Linked DNA regions of Homo sapiens: region 2 is linked to region 1. A link is a contact called in ENCODE Hi-C or POLR2A ChIA-PET data. All regions are on one chromosome and are shown on one strand. The core of a region is the stretch at or near the end of the contact, and the rest is flanking DNA. Distances in the headings are between cores, read along the strand shown. Region 1 holds the start of NOP53 (NOP53 ribosome biogenesis factor). Region 2 has its middle 12 kb from the start of SELENOW.

Evidence for each region. Hi-C counts contacts between places; a loop is a spot of excess contacts on that map. ChIA-PET counts read pairs that join two places held with the same protein, here RNA polymerase II (POLR2A). Pooled maps may share reads with other maps.
Region 2: a map of Caco-2 shows a loop between it and region 1 (16-fold over the local background). The contact joins the enhancer-like site here to the promoter of NOP53 in region 1. A Hi-C loop is called at or near these places in 10 of 168 maps with a recorded cell type or tissue (Caco-2, Right ventricle myocardium inferior, body of pancreas and 7 more), 1 of 37 single-sample maps with no recorded cell type and 17 of 50 pooled maps. POLR2A ChIA-PET finds 5 or more read pairs at or near these places in 12 of 52 experiments (AG04450, CD4-positive, alpha-beta T cell, H1 and 7 more).

Annotation. Positions count from the first base shown.
Region 1 is chr19:47,741,648-47,749,076 of GRCh38, forward strand. NOP53 (NOP53 ribosome biogenesis factor) reads left to right here and starts at 3,899. Exons shown (of 13, transcript NM_015710.5): 1 at 3,899-4,136; 2 at 5,320-5,384. The coding sequence starts at 3,913. EHD2 (EH domain containing 2) reads left to right here. Exons shown (of 6, transcript NM_014601.4): 6 at 1-1,487. RefSeq lists a silencer at 2,108-2,217 and enhancers at 3,782-4,171, 4,592-5,092.
Region 2 is chr19:47,787,172-47,794,600 of GRCh38, forward strand. It overlaps the pseudogene RPL23AP80. Among named protein-coding and RNA genes, the nearest start is that of SELENOW, 12 kb to the left of the region's middle. Within about 2 kb of position 2,865, at least 2 of the 41 ENCODE cell types and tissues checked have a DNase peak (open chromatin) inside an H3K27ac peak, as active enhancers do.

The DNA.
Region 1 (7,429 bases), core at 2,649-5,148:
CCTCACGTTCACTTAGGCACATCACACACACACTGGCACACGCAGGCATCCATCCATCCGTCATTCATTCAAATATTTATTGAGCACCTACTATGTGCCCAGCCCTGTTCTAGGCACTGGGCATTACCATAGAGAACAAAATAGACAAATACATCTGCCCTCATGGAAGGTGACGTTCCCAGGAGAGGGCACCTACACAGTCACGCAAACACACACTAATTCCTGGCAGGGCCCCCAGCCCCTCCCCTGGCTGAGCAGCCCTGTGGCTGAAATGACTAGCAGATAAACAGACCCCCTTCTGCTCCGCTTCCTCCTGCCCAGCCAGGCAACACCCTCAACCGGCTCCATCACATCCTCAGGTCTCGGGACCATGGGGGGCTCAGAGGGGAGACACACCTACTGCTTCCTCAGATGGGCCCCTCCGCAGCCCCTTCCCTTGCTCGGGGAAAGCCCCCAATTCTGCCCACACCCATTTATTTCCTTCCTTCCTTCCTTCTTTTCTTTCCTTCCTTCCTTCTTTTTTGTTTTTGCCCCCAATTCTGCCCATACCCATTTCTTTCTTTCCTTCCTTCCTTCTTTTTTGTTTTTGCCCCCAGTTCTGTCCACACCCCTTCCCTTTCCTGTCCTGTCCTTTCTTTCTTTTTTGATAGAATCTTGCTCTGTCGCCCAGGCTGGAGTGCAGTGGTGAGATCTCAGCTCACTGCAACCTCCACCTCCTGGGTTGAAGTGATTCTCGTGCCTCAGCCTCCTGAGTAGCTGGGACTGCAGGCACGCGCCACCACGCCCAGCTAATTTTTGTATTTGAGTAGAGACGGGGTTTCACCATGTTGGCCAGGCTGGTCTCGAACTCCGCATCTCAGGTGATCTGCTCGCCTTGGCCTCCCAAAGTGATGGGATTACAGGCATGAGCCACCGTGCCCGGCTTCACACCCATTTCTTTAAAAAGGATCCCGTAGCAGGCAGAAAAGCCCCTTCCATCCTGCTCCTCTGATACTGTGCCCCCTTGGAGATATTTCCGTCCTCCACCCACGTGTCTGTGGCTGGAACTGCCCAGCCTGCTCCTGGCCCCCTGGAAGCCTCCCCACAGCTGGTAATCTGGACTTAAGGATTGCTGGGCCACCGCCTCTCTGCCTACCACCATTCCATATTTAAGTGGAGCCCCTACGTAGAAAGGCCCCGGGGCTTTATTTTAGTCTCCTTTTCAGGGATGTCGTGGGCGGGGGAGGGGGTTCTTGGTGCTACAGCCCTCTCCCCACCCCTAAAGGGACGCCGACGCTGTTTGCTGCCTTCACCACATATTAGTGCTTGACCCTGGCAGGGGACCCCATGGAAAAGATGGGGAAGAGCAAAATACATGGAGACGACGCACCCTCCAGGATGCTCGCTGGGATTCCCACGCCCACCACTGTCCCCCACCCCATGGCTGGGAGGGGCCTCTGAACGGAACAGTGTCCCCACAGAGCGAATAAAGCCAAGGCTTCTTCCCATGTGGCAGTGAGGCTGGCTTGGGACAGGGATCGCCCGCCCTCCCCCAGGGAAAGAGAGACCTGGGCAGGATTTGGGGTGGGGGGAGGCCCCCTTCCGTGCTCTCAGGGGCGGGGTGGAGTCCGTGACTCAATGCAGCGAGGCCTGGTGACTCAGGCCTGGGCTGGGGGCCAGAACGGCATATTTTCCGAGGAAAAGTGACTCTGGGGCCCTCCCCCCGGGACATCCCTTCCTCCCACCTCCCGCGGCGGGGGCCTGGGAACCAAGCCCTGGGGCGCGCGCGGGGTGTGTGTGTGTGTGTGTGTGTGTGTGTGTGTGTGTGTGTATTCGGGCACGAAGTGCTCTCCCAGCTCCCGCCCTGCCCGGCAACGTGCCCTTGCACAACCTGGGTACATAACTCCCGACGCGTAACACCAGGAACACGCTGGTTTCTGGTTGGGGAAGTGGTGACCTTGCCCACACGGGCTGCCAGGAGTGTGCGCGCGCTCACGCACCGGGGACTCTTGGCCAGAGCTGGGCAGCGCACCGTGCGCGCCGAGTCCCGCGCACTCACATCCAGGCCACACCCACGGCGTCCCGGGACACGCTGGCCGCGCACTCATCCCGCCCACGCGGGCCCAGTTTCGCGGCTCGCGGCGCCCCCTGGCGGACGCTCAGAAAACAGATAGGCTGTGGTCGCCAAAATCCCTGCCCAGGTGATTCGGCGCTCAGGTCTCGGGGCTGCGATCCAGGGCCTGTCACCTTTAGGGCCTGTCACCTTTCCAACGCTCTGCGCAAGGATCCAGTTGAATTTCGCTGTGTGACCATGCGTGTGTCGCCTGCCCTCTCTGTGCCTTTTTCCTTTATGAGTCCAGAGTGGCTTTTATGAGGCCTGGATTCCTTTGATTTGATTGTTTTGTTTTTGAGACAGGGTCTTGCTCTGTCACCCAGGCTGGAGTGCAATGGTGCAATCACGGCTCACTGCACCCTCCAACTCCTGGGCTCAAGCGATCCTCCCACCTCAGCCTCCCGAGTACCTGGGACTACAGGCGCACACCATCACGCCTGGCTAATTTTTAAATTTTTGGCAGACACAGGATCTCACTATGTTGCCCAGGCTGGTCTTGAATTCCTGGGCTCAAGCGATCCTCCTGCATCGGCCTCCCAAAGTGCTGGGATTAGAGGCGTGAATCACCACGCCCTGCCATGGATCCCTTTGAATGGCTGCCAGGGCCCAAGAGCCTCTGAGCTTCCTTCCTTATTTGTAAATGACAAAGATGAGTTGATTCTAAGATGAAGCCTCAGAGGGCAAGGCAGTAACAATAGCTAACACTCAGATGCCAGACGCAGCCTTAAGCGCTTTACATATGTTTAATCTTCTGCATGACTTATGACGCAGATGTACTGTTATCATCTTTATTTTACAGATGAGGAAACTGAGGCACAGTGAAGTAGCCCGCTCAAGATGAATGATTCTGAGTCTGCACTTCTAGGGTCCTAAAAGTGTATGTTTCTAACATTCCTCTAATGTTCTGTGCTTCCAACTTTGATATTCCGAAAGTTACTTGATTTCTAAGATCCTAGGATTGGAACATTTGAGAGGACAAAACTTCTGAGATTGGAATGTGTGTTGTGCGGAATCTGCCACTGACGGTTCTGACTTTCTAAGAAAACGAGATTAAAAAATAATCAGGCCGAGCATGGTGGCTCACATCTGTAATCCTAGCATTTTCGGAGGCTGAGGAGGGAGAATCACTTGAGCCCAGGGGTTCAAGACCAGCCTGGACAACATAGTGAGACCTTTGTCTCTTAAAAAAAAACACACACACATCAGTTTGGACCGGGAGTGGTGGTGTGAGCCTGTAATCCCAGCGCTTTGGGAGGCCTAGGAAGGAGGATCACTTGAAACCAGATGTTTGAGACCAGCCTGGGCAACATGGGGAGGCTCCATTTCTACAAAAAATAAAAATAAAAAATTAGCCAGGTGCGGATGCACCCTTCTGTGGTCGCAGCTACTCGGGAGGCTGAGGTAGGAGAATCCCTGAGCTTAGGAGTTGGAGGCTGCAGTGAGCCATTACCCTTCCACTGCACTCCAGCCTGGGGGCAACAAAGTGAGACCTTATCTATTAAAGAAAAAAATCAGTTTGAGCAAAGACCCCAGGCGGCCGGGAAAGGTGTTCGCTTAAGGGCGAAAGCTAAGAACCTGCAACCTTCCCGTCTCTTTCCTACCACCCGCCGCCGTTAGGAATCTTCAGATCCCGCTGTAAAGAATGGAGGAAGGAGGAGCCATTTATCCTTTACCAAGATGGCAGCCTCCTGGCAACTCCAGTCACTTTATAAATATGGCTGCCACAGGAAGTACGTCACGGAAGAGGGTGGGAAATCTGCGCGCGCACGCTGCAAAGGGGCTTTTTGGGACGCCAGTGGCTGAGTTCTTCCTTTGACAAGATGGCGGCAGGAGGCAGTGGCGTTGGTGGGAAGCGCAGCTCGAAAAGCGATGCCGATTCTGGTTTCCTGGGGCTGCGGCCCACTTCGGTGGACCCAGCGCTGAGGCGGCGGCGGCGAGGCCCAAGAAATAAGAAGCGGGGCTGGCGGCGGCTTGCTCAGGAGCCGCTGGGGCTGGAGGTTGACCAGTTCCTGGAAGACGTGCGGCTACAGGAGCGCACGAGCGGGTACGTTGGGCGGGACTTCCGGGAGGTGGGACGGTTCCTGCGCCCAGGTGCAAGGCCAGGCGTGCTTGCGTGGACTCGTCGGGGGTCGGGGGTCGGGGGTCGGGGGTTGGGGGCTCCTGTCCCGGGGACCGCCGAGGAAATGGAGAGCATGGGCAGGGGACTCAGCATGGGAAGCTGGAGAGCTTGATAGAGTTACCAGATTTAGCAGATAAATATACAGGACGCTCAATTAAATTTGGATTTTAGGTAAACAATGAATAATTTTTAGCATAAATACGTTCCATGCATCCACCTTAGCTTGCTGTTTTCTAAATATGTGTGTGTGTGTATGTATATATGTGTGTGTATATATATGTGTATATGTGTGTATATATATATGTGTATATGTGTGTGTGTATATATATGTATATATATATGTTTTTCAGACGGAGTCTCGCTCTATCGCCCAGGCTGGAGTAGGCGCGATCTCAGCTCACCGCAACCTCCGCCTCCCAGGCTCAAGCGATTCTCCTGCCTCAGCTCCTTAGTAGCTGGGATTACAGGCGGGCGCCACCACGCTCGGCTATTTTTCTTTTCTTTTCTTTTTTCTTTTTTTTTTGAGACGGAGTCTTTCTCTGTAGTCCAGGCTGGAGTGCAATGGCACGATCTCGGCTCACTGCAACCTCTGCCTCCTGGGTTCAAGTGATTCTCCTGCTTCAGCCTCCCAAGTAGCTGGGATTACAGGCATGCACCACCACGTCCGGCTAATTTTTGTATTTTTAGTAGAGACAGGGTTTTGCCATGTTACAGGCCAGGCTGGTCTTGAACTCCTGACCTTAGGTGATCCACCCGCCCCGGCCCCCTAAGGTGCTAAGATTACAGGTGTGAGCCACCACACCCAGCCTAATTTTTGTATTTTTAGTAAAGGCAGGGTTTCACCATGTTGGCCAGGCTGCTCTTGAACTCCTGACCTCAGGTGAGCCACCCGCCTGGGCCTCCCAAAGTGCTGGGATTACAGGCGTGAGCCACTGCGCCTGGCAGTCCTTCCTAAATACTAAGTTCTGTAAACTGCTGGGCGAAGCCTTAGCCTGGAAGAGTCCGGTGGCGGGACTTGACTAAGCGGAAGATGAAGGCTGGACCTGCCAGGTTAAATCTCTTTCCTCTCCAACATCTCTGGCTGATGTTCTGCATTTCTGTCCCCCAGTGGCTTGTTGTCAGAGGCCCCAAATGAAAAACTCTTCTTCGTGGACACTGGCTCCAAGGAAAAAGGTGAGGAGAGGCTTTTGTGGTGTGGAATGGCGGTTATTCATTGTTAGTCAGCTTACGGTAGCCTCTGAGATCTGTGTTAATGATGTGGCTTGGAAGGCAAATATCTGCGGAAACAGGTCAACCTTAATATAAACAAGGGGACCTCAAATGGGCAGAAAGCAAGCTGGAGACGAACTTAGAGAAGGCAGGTTTTTCTTTTGAGATGTCAGTGATCTCCATGCACAGATAAGCTGCTGGGAGTCTGCCTTGATGAATAAGTTAGAAACACATTAAAGGATCTCTTTTTAGCTTGCAGAAAAGCAAGTCAAGGACCTGCTTAACTCAGTCCTGCCGGTTGCGGTGAGTCACGCCTGTATTCCCAGTACTTTGGGAGGCTCAGGCAGGCAGATCACCTGAGGTCAGGAGTTCGAGACCAGCCTGGCCAAGATGGTGAAACCCCGTCTCTGCTAAAAATACAAAAATTAGCCAGTTGTGGTGGCGGGCACCTGTAATCCCAGCTACTTGGGAGGCTGAGGCAGGAGAATCACTTGAACCTGGGAGGTGGAGGTTGCAGTGAGCCGAGATCGCGCCGCTGAACTCCAGCCTGGGATTACTATTATTTTTTTGAGACAGTGTTGCGCTGTCATCCAGGCTGGAGTACAGTGGTGTGATCTCAGTTCAAGCGATTCTCCTGCCTCAGCCTCCCAAGTAGCTGGGACTGCAGGCTGCACCATCAAGCCTGGCTAATTTCTTTTCTTTTCTCTCTCTCTTTTTTTTTTTTTTTTTTTTTTTTTGAGATGGAGTTTCAAGCCCAGGCTGGAGTGCAATGGCGTGATCTCAGCTCACCGCAACCTCCACCTCCCAGGTTCAAGCGATTCTCCTGCCTCAGCCTCCTGAGTAGCTGGGGTTACAGGCATGTGCCACCATGCCCGGCTAATTTTGTATTTTTAGTAGAGATGGGGTTTCTCTATGTTGGTCAGGCTGGTCTCGAACTCCTGACCTCAGGTGATCCGCCCGCCTCGGCCTCCCAAAGTGCTGGGATTACAGGCATGAGCCACCACGCCTGGTCAAGCCTGGCTAATTTCTGTATTTTTAGTAGAGATGGGTCTTCATCATGTCAGCTAGGCTGGTCTCAAACTCCTGACCTCAGGTGATCCACCCGCCTTGGCCTCCCAAAGTGCTGGGGTTATAGGCGTGAGCCGCTGCGCCTGGCCAAGATGAGCTTTAATAGGAATAAGAGGACTTGCTTTAGTGAGCGGGTAACACACGTCTTAACTTGCTTGCCTTAAGTTGCTAGAATGTAGGGTGGGGATCTGCTGAAACAAGATGAGGCGTGAGGGAGGGATTGCTCTGGTGAGTAATAGTGTTTACTTCAATATGTAGAAAAACAAACTAAGAACAGATGATCTGCTCTAATGAACAGCCTGGAAGCAAGCGAAGGGGTCTGCTTTAATGAGCAAGAGAGTGAGCTTGTGTGAGATCAGTCAAAGGGTATGTTTTAATGAAAATGAGCGGACCTGGTTCAGTGACCAGATAGAGTGGAAGGAGCTGCCCTGAGGTACAGGAGACTTCCAATAGGCAGGTAAAAAGTGGTTATTAGAGTCTGGGTGCAGTGGCCTACACCTGTAAGCCCAGCGCTTTGGGAGGCCGAGGTGGGGCGGATCACTTGAGGTCAGGGGTTGGAGACCAGCCTGGGCAGCATGGCGAAACCCCGTCTCTACTAAAAATACAAAAACTAGCCGGACGTCATGGTACACGCATGTAATCCCAGCTACTGAGAAGCGCTTGAACCCGGGAGGCAGAGGTTGCAGTGAGCCAAGATCATACCACTGCACTCCAGCCTGGGCGACAGAGCAAGACTCTGTCTCAAGCTGGGCGTGGTGGCTCACGCCTGTAATCCCAGCACTTTGGGAGGCTGATGCGGGTGGATCACCTGAGGTCGGGAGTTTGAGACCAGCCTGACCAACATGGAGAAACCCCGTCTTTACTAAGAGTACAAAATTAGCCGAGCGTGGTGGCGCATGCCTGTAATTCCAGCTACTCAGGAGGCTGAGGCAGGATTGTTG
Region 2 (7,429 bases), core at 1,615-4,114, 44 kb after region 1:
CAGGCTGGAGTGCAATGGTGGGACCTTGGCTCACTGCAACCTCTACCTCCTGGGTTCAAGCAATTGTTCTGCCTCAGTCTCCCAAGTAGCTGAGATTACAGGCGCCTGCCTGTAGCTACCATGCCTGGCTAATTTTTTTTTTAATGTATTTTTAGTAGAGATGGGGTTTTACCACGTTGGCCAGGTTGGTCTCAAACGCCTAACCTCAGGTGGTCCACCCACCTCGGCCTCCCAAAGTGGTGGGATTACAGGCGTGAGCCACCGTGCCGGCTAGCATGATGGAATTTTTCCATATCTGCCCTGCCCAACACCATAGCAACTGACTTCATGTTACTGGTGACAACTTGAAATGTGACACGACCAAGGAACTGAATGATTATATTTGGCCGGGCGCAGTGGCTCACGCCTGGAATCCCAGCACTTTGGGAGGCTAAGCTGGGAGGATCACTTGAGCCCTGGAGTTTGAGACCAGCCTGGGCAACATAGTGAGAACCTGTCTCTACAAAAAATACAAAAAACAGCTGGGCATGGTGGTGCATGCCTGTAATCTCAGCTTCTTGGGAGGCTGAGGTGGGAGGATTGCTTGAGCCCGGGAGGTCGAGGCTGCAGTGATCTGTGATGGCACCACTGCACTCCAGCCTGGGCGACAGAGTGAGTGCCTGTCTCAAAAAAAAAAAAAAAAAGAAAAATAACATTCAACCCATGTAATATGTGGCTAGTTGTTATCGGACTGTGCAATTCTGTTATTCTGTTGCTGCACCTGGCCCCAAAGCAGCTTTAGTAGACAGAGCGGAGACAGCGTAGGCAATCTTGCATTGGCTTTTCTTTTCTCTTTTCTTTCATTTTTTTTTTTGAGACAGAGTCTTGCTCTGTTGCCCAGGCTGGAGTCCAGTGGCATGATCTTGGTTCTCTGCAACCTCCACCTCCGGGGTTCAAGCGATTCTCTTGCCTCAGCCTCCTGACCAGGTGGGACTACAGGCGCACGTCACCACGCCCAGCTAATTTTTGTATTTTTAGTAGAGACGAGGTTTCACCGTGTTGGCCAGGCTGGTCTCAAAGTCTTGACCTGGTGATCCACCCTCCTTGGCCTCCCAAAGTGCTGGATTACAGATGTGAGCCACTGTTCCCGGCCTGCTTTTCTTTTTTTTAAAGAGACGAAGGTATCGCTGTGTCGCCCAGGCTGGAGTGTTAGTGGCATGATCACGGTTCACTGCAGCCTGGAAGTCCTGGGCTCAAGCGATCTTGCCACCTCAGCCTCCGTAGTAGCTGGGACTACAAGCGCACCACCACTTCCAGCTAATTTATTTTTTTTCATTTTGTTGGGGAACTGGGCGAGGATGGGGCAGGGTGGGAGGCCTTGCTATGTTGCTCAGGCTGGTCTCGAACCTGGCCTCAAGCGATCTTTCCCGCTTCGGCCTTCAGAGCAGGCATTGGCTGCTAAAAGCATCAGCCAGGAAGTGATGCGTATCAGCTTTCGTCACAGCCCATTGGCCAGAACCAGTTACGCAGCCCCGCCCACTTTGAGAACCCCTACCACGAAACCCCTGCCTACCTGCAGAACTTGGCTGGGGAACTTAGTCTTCCTGTGTTTAGGAAAGGGATGAGAACTTGAAAACTTGGTGAGCACTACAAATATCTACCAGGGCTCTTATTTTAATCGTACCGTATGCATGAAAACGCCAGCATCGGATTTTGGCGTAATCAAGACAATTCACACCTTCAAAGAATTCAGCCTGACCATCACCCAGCCTGAAAAGGGGAGACACCGTGAATTCCTTTCTAACAGCGACAGCATGTGGCCGCGTCTGAGAACTGCATCTTCTCAGTTCACCTCGGATCACCGCGGAAGACCAGGAATCACTGTGGAATCCCTGTGGGTCACCAGGAATCACTTCCGGTCATCTAGATTTTAGGGTAGTCAAGTGAATCACCATCTTTGAATTGGTGACATGACACTTTCTTTTTAAAACTTAAAAATTAAAATTTAGCCGTGCGCGGTGGCTTACGCCTGTAATCCCAGCGCTTTGGGAGGCCGAAGAGGGCGGATCACGAGGTCAAGAGATCTAGACCAGTCTGGCCAACATGGTGAAACCCCGTCTCTACTAAAAATGCAAAAATGAGCCGGGCGTCGTAGCTCCCAGCTACTCGGGAGGCTGAGGCAGGAGAATCGCTTGAAGTCGGGAGGCGGAGGTTGTAGTGAGCTGAGATCGCGCCACTGCACTCCAGCCTGGGTGAGAGTGAAAAAAAAAAAAAAAATTAAAATTTTTCTAGGTACATAGTAGGTGTATATATTTATGGGGGACATGGGCTATTTTGATACAGGCATCCAATGCATACTAATAACATCAGGGTAAATGAGTTATCTATCCCCTCAAGCATTTAACTTTTGTGTTACAAATAATCCAATTAAACTCTTTTTTTTTCTTTTTTCTTTTTTTGAGACGGAGTCTTGCTCTGTCCCCCATGCTGGAGTGCAGTGGCAAGATCTCGGCTCACCGCAACCTCCGCCTCCTGGGTTCAAGCGATTCTCCTGCCTCAGCCTCCCGAGTAGCTGGGATTACAGGCATGCGCCACCACGCCCGGCTAATTTTTGTATTTTTAGTAGAGATGGGGTTTCACCATGTTGGCCAGGATGGTCTCGATCTCTTGATCTTGTTTATCCGCCCGCTTCGGCCTCCCAAAGTGCTGGGATTACACGCGTTAACCACCGCACTTGGCCTTTTTCTGTATTTTTAGTAGAGGCGGGGTTTCACCATGTTGGCCAGGCTGGCCTCAAATTCCTCACCTCAGGTGATCCACCCACCTCGGCCTCCCAGAGTGCTGGGATTACAGGTGTGAGTCACTGTGCCCGGCCACACAGGCGTGAGCCACACTGCGCCTGGCCAGGAGATTCTTTTTAATTTAGCAGTTTTCAGAATATTAAATTGGAGCCTCAACAACTTTCTCTAGTTTTTTTTTTCTCTCTTTTTTGAGGACCATTGTGAACCAATGGACTTTCATGCATCTGACGTCTTTCAATTCATTGCAGCTCTTCTTTGTAAGCTCAAGTTGTTCAGCCTTTGGTTTCTTTTCTTTTCTTTTAAAAAATATTATTATAGAAACGGGGTCTTGCTATGTTGCCTGGCTGGTCTCGAATTCCTGGGCTCCGGCGATTTGCCCGCTTCGACCTCCCAAAGCAGGAGGGGCTTTTGTTTTATCCAAGCTCTCTGTCCCCGCCCCCTCCCCCAGTAGCCTGTCGGGTGTCTCCTGCCTCCAAATCGGATCTAATTCTCTCTCTGCTCTGCTGAGACTGGCCCTGGCTTAAGAGGACTGGAACACTTGCTACATGGGACCAGGACAGGGTCAGAGAACCAGCGCCGGGGAGACCCAAGGGCCAGGATTGCCACCAGGGGGCAGCAGAGAGGCAGAGTAGCAGAAGGAAGAGGTGGGGGTGCTTCCATCTGACGGCGGGCAGTGGGAGGGCGGGGTGGTGGATGAGGAGGGGATGGTATAGAGGGAACAGTCCTCCCACCCCCACCAGAGTGGGTTAACAGTACTTACATGGTCACTGGATGCGTATTGAAGAATGAGCCCGGGCTCAGTGATTCACGCCTGTAATCTCAACACTGGGAGGTTGAAATGGGAGGGTCTCTGGAGGTCAGGAGTTCGAGACCAGCCTGGGCAATGTGAAAAAACCCCGTTCCTACCAAAAATACAAAAGATTAGCCAGGCGTGGTGGCACGCGCCTGTGGTCCCAGCCACTCGGGAGGCTGAGGTGGGAGGATCCCTTGAGCCCAGGAGGTGGAGGTTACAGTGAGCTGAGATCACACCCATTGCACTCCAGCCTGGGCGACAGAGTGAGACCCTGACTCAAAAAACAAACAAACAGACGAAAAAACAACAACAACAAGATAATTGAAGAAGATGTGGGCCAGGCGAGGTGGCTCACGCCTGTAATCCCAGCACTTTGGGAGGCCAAAGTGGTTGGATCACTGGAGGTCAGGAGTTCAAGACCAGCCTAGCCAACATGGTGAAACCCCGACTCTACTAAAAACACAAAAATGGCATGGTGGTACGTGCCTGTATTCCCAGCTACTTGGGAGGCTGAGGCAGGAGAATTGCTTGAAACTGGGAGGCAGAGGTTGCACTGAGCTGAGATCGCATCACTGCACTCTAGCCCCTGGGTGACAGAGAGACTTCATCCCAAAAAAAAAAAAAAAAAGAGAGAGACTGACAGAAAAAGACCAAGAACATTCTGTATGTGATGCTATTATTAGCTATAATAATGGCAGATATGGTTTGTTGATCACTGACCATAATCAGTGTTAAGATTTACATGATTTGACTCATCTAACCCTTCTCCAAACCCTCCCTTTCACCAAAAAATCTTTCATATTAAAAATTCACAGTTTTTTTTTTTTTTGAGATGGAGTCTCACTCTGTCACCTAGGCTGGAGTGCAGTGGCATGATTTCGGCTCACTGCAACTTCTGCCTCCTGGGTTCGAGAGATTCTCCTGCCTCAGCACCCCAAGTAGCTGAGACTACAGGCACGCACCACCACACTCAGCTAATTTTTTATTTTATATTTATTTATTTTTATTTTATTTTATTTTTTTGAGATGGAGTTCCGCTCTTGCTGCCCAGGTTGGAGTGCAATGGCGCGATTTCTGCTCACTGCAACCTCTGCCTCCCAGGTTCAAGCAATTCTCCTGCCTCAGCTTCCCGAGTAGCTGGGGTTACAGGCATGTGTCACTACGCCCAGCTGATTTTGTATTTTTAGTAGAGACGGGGTTTCTCCATGTTGGTCAGGCTGTTCTCAAACTCCCGACCTCAGGTGATCTGCCCGCCTCGGCCTCCCAAAGTGCTGGGATTACAGGTATGAGCCACCGCACCAGGCCCAATTCACAGAGTTTTAAAACATCAACTTTTAAAGATAGATGCTTTCTTTACATTAGATAAAACACACTTGTCTTAAGTGTTCAGTATAATTGCTTTGATAAATGTATGCAACTGTCTGGGTGCGGTGGCTCATGCCTGTAATCCCAACACTTTGGGAGGCTGAGGCAAGAGTATCACTTGAACCCGAGAGTTCAAGAGCATCCTGGGCAACATAGCAAGACCCTGTCTCTACAAAAAATAAAAAAAAATTGGCTGGGCATGGTGGTGTGCACCTGTAGTCTTAGCTACTTGGGAGGCTGAGGTGGAAGGATCACTTGAGCCTGAGAGCTTAAGGCTGCGGTAAGCCATGTTTGTGCCACTGCACTCCAGCCTGGGTGACACAGTGAGACCCGTCTCAAAAAAGGATCAACAACAACAAAGTATACAACTATGATACCAGCACCCAAACAAGAAGCATCCATCAGCCCCCAAATTTCCCTGGGACCTTTTTGCAGTCATTTTATATTCATTCTCACACCTGCCTGGGCAACCACCAATCTGCTTTCTCTAACTATAGATTACTTCTGTCTCTTCTAGAATTTCATATAAATGAAATAGTATCATATAGAGCTTTCTGTAACTACAGATTATTTCCATATCTTCTAGAATTTCATAGAAATGAAATTGCATCACATACAACCTCTTGTGTCTGGCTTTTTTCACCCAACATAAATGATTTTGAGATTCTTCCATATCACATGTGTATCCACAGCTTGTTCCTTTTCAGTGCTGTGTTATAGTCCATTGTATGGACATACCATAATTTGCTTAACCATTCACTTGGGCTGTTTCTATTTTGGTCTTTTATGAATAAAGTTGTTATGAATATTCTTGTACAAGTCTTCCTGTGGACATATGTTTATTTCTTATTTATTATTTTTCTCGAGACAGGGTCTTGCTTTGTCACTGAGGCTGGACACAAGGCTTGCTGTGTCCTTGTCCTGGGCTCTAGTGATCCTCCCATCTCAGCCTCCTAAGTAGCTGGAATTACAAGTGTGTACCATCATGCTCAGTTAATTTTAATATTTTTATAGAGATGGGGTCTCATTATATTGCCCAGACTGGTCTCAAGCAGTCCTCCTGCCTCAGCCTCCCAAAGTTTTTTTTTTGAGACGGAGTCTTGCTCTGTCACCAGGCTGGAGTGCAGTGGCATGATCTTGGCTCACTGCAACCTCCACCTCCTGGGTTCAAGCAATTCTCCTGCCTCAGCCTCCCAAGTAGCTGGGACTACAGGCATGCACCACTACACCCAGCTAATTTTTGTATTTTTAGTAGAGATGAGGTTTCACCATGTTGGCTAGGATGGTCTCGATCTCTTGACCTTGTGATCCACTCGCCTCGGCCTCCCAAAGTGCTGGGATTTCAGGCGTGAGCCACTGCATGTGGTCCATTTTAGTTTTAATATGCATTTCCCTGATGATTTTTGATGTCATGGGCTTACTGGCCTTTTTGCATATCTTTTTTTTTTTTTTTTTTTTTTTTTGAGACGGGAGGCTGGCTCTGTCACCCAGGCTGGAGTCAGTGGCACGATCTTGGTTCACTGCAACCTCCACCTCCTGGGTTCAACCAATTCTCCAGCCTCAGCCTCTGGAGTAGCCACCACACCTAATTTTTGTATTTTTAGTAGAGACAAGGTTTCACCATGTTGGTCAGGCTGGTCTCGAACTCCTGACCTCAGGTGATCCTCCGGCCTCGGCCTCCCAAAGTGCTGGGATTACAGGCATGAGCCACCGTGCCCAGCTTTTTTTGTATTTTTAGTAGAGACAGGGTTTTGCCATGTTGCCCAGGTGGTCTTGAACTCCTGGGCTCCAGCCATCCTCCTGCCAAAGCCTCTCAAAGCGCTGGAATTACAGGCATGAGCCACTGTGCACAGCCTGGTCTAAGAAATCCTTGCTCACTCCAAGACTGTAAAAATATTCTCCTATGGATGCTTCTAGAAGCTTCCTGGTTGTAGCTTTTCATTTGGAGTGAGGTGGGAGTCAAGGTTTTTTTTGTTTTTGTTTTTGTTTTTTTTTTTTTTTTTTGAGACAGAGTTTTGCTCTTGTTGCCCAGGCTGGAGTGTAATGGCGTGATTTTGGCTCATTGCAACCTCCACCTCCCGGGTTCAAGTGATTCTCCTGCCTCAGCCTCTCGGGTAGCTGGGATTACAGTCATGCACCACCACGCCCGGCTAATTTTTTAGTAGAGATGGGGTTTCTCCATGTTGGTCAGGCTGGTCTCGAACTCCTGACCTCAGGTGATCTGCCCGCCTCAACCTCCCAAAGTACTGGGATTACAGGGGTGAGCCACCGTGCCCAGCCCAGTTTATTTTTATTTATTTACTTTTTTATGGTGAAAAGATATACATATATTGAGAATTAGCCAGCTGGACTCAGTTTAGATGATCCCAATTTTGTTGGCAACATCCAAAGCATTGTAACCAGGAGTCGGTTGAACATGTGACTTCTTCTCTCCGTCAGGCCGAATCAGAGCTTCTTCACAGCCTGTTTGATCTGGTGCTCCTTGGCTTTA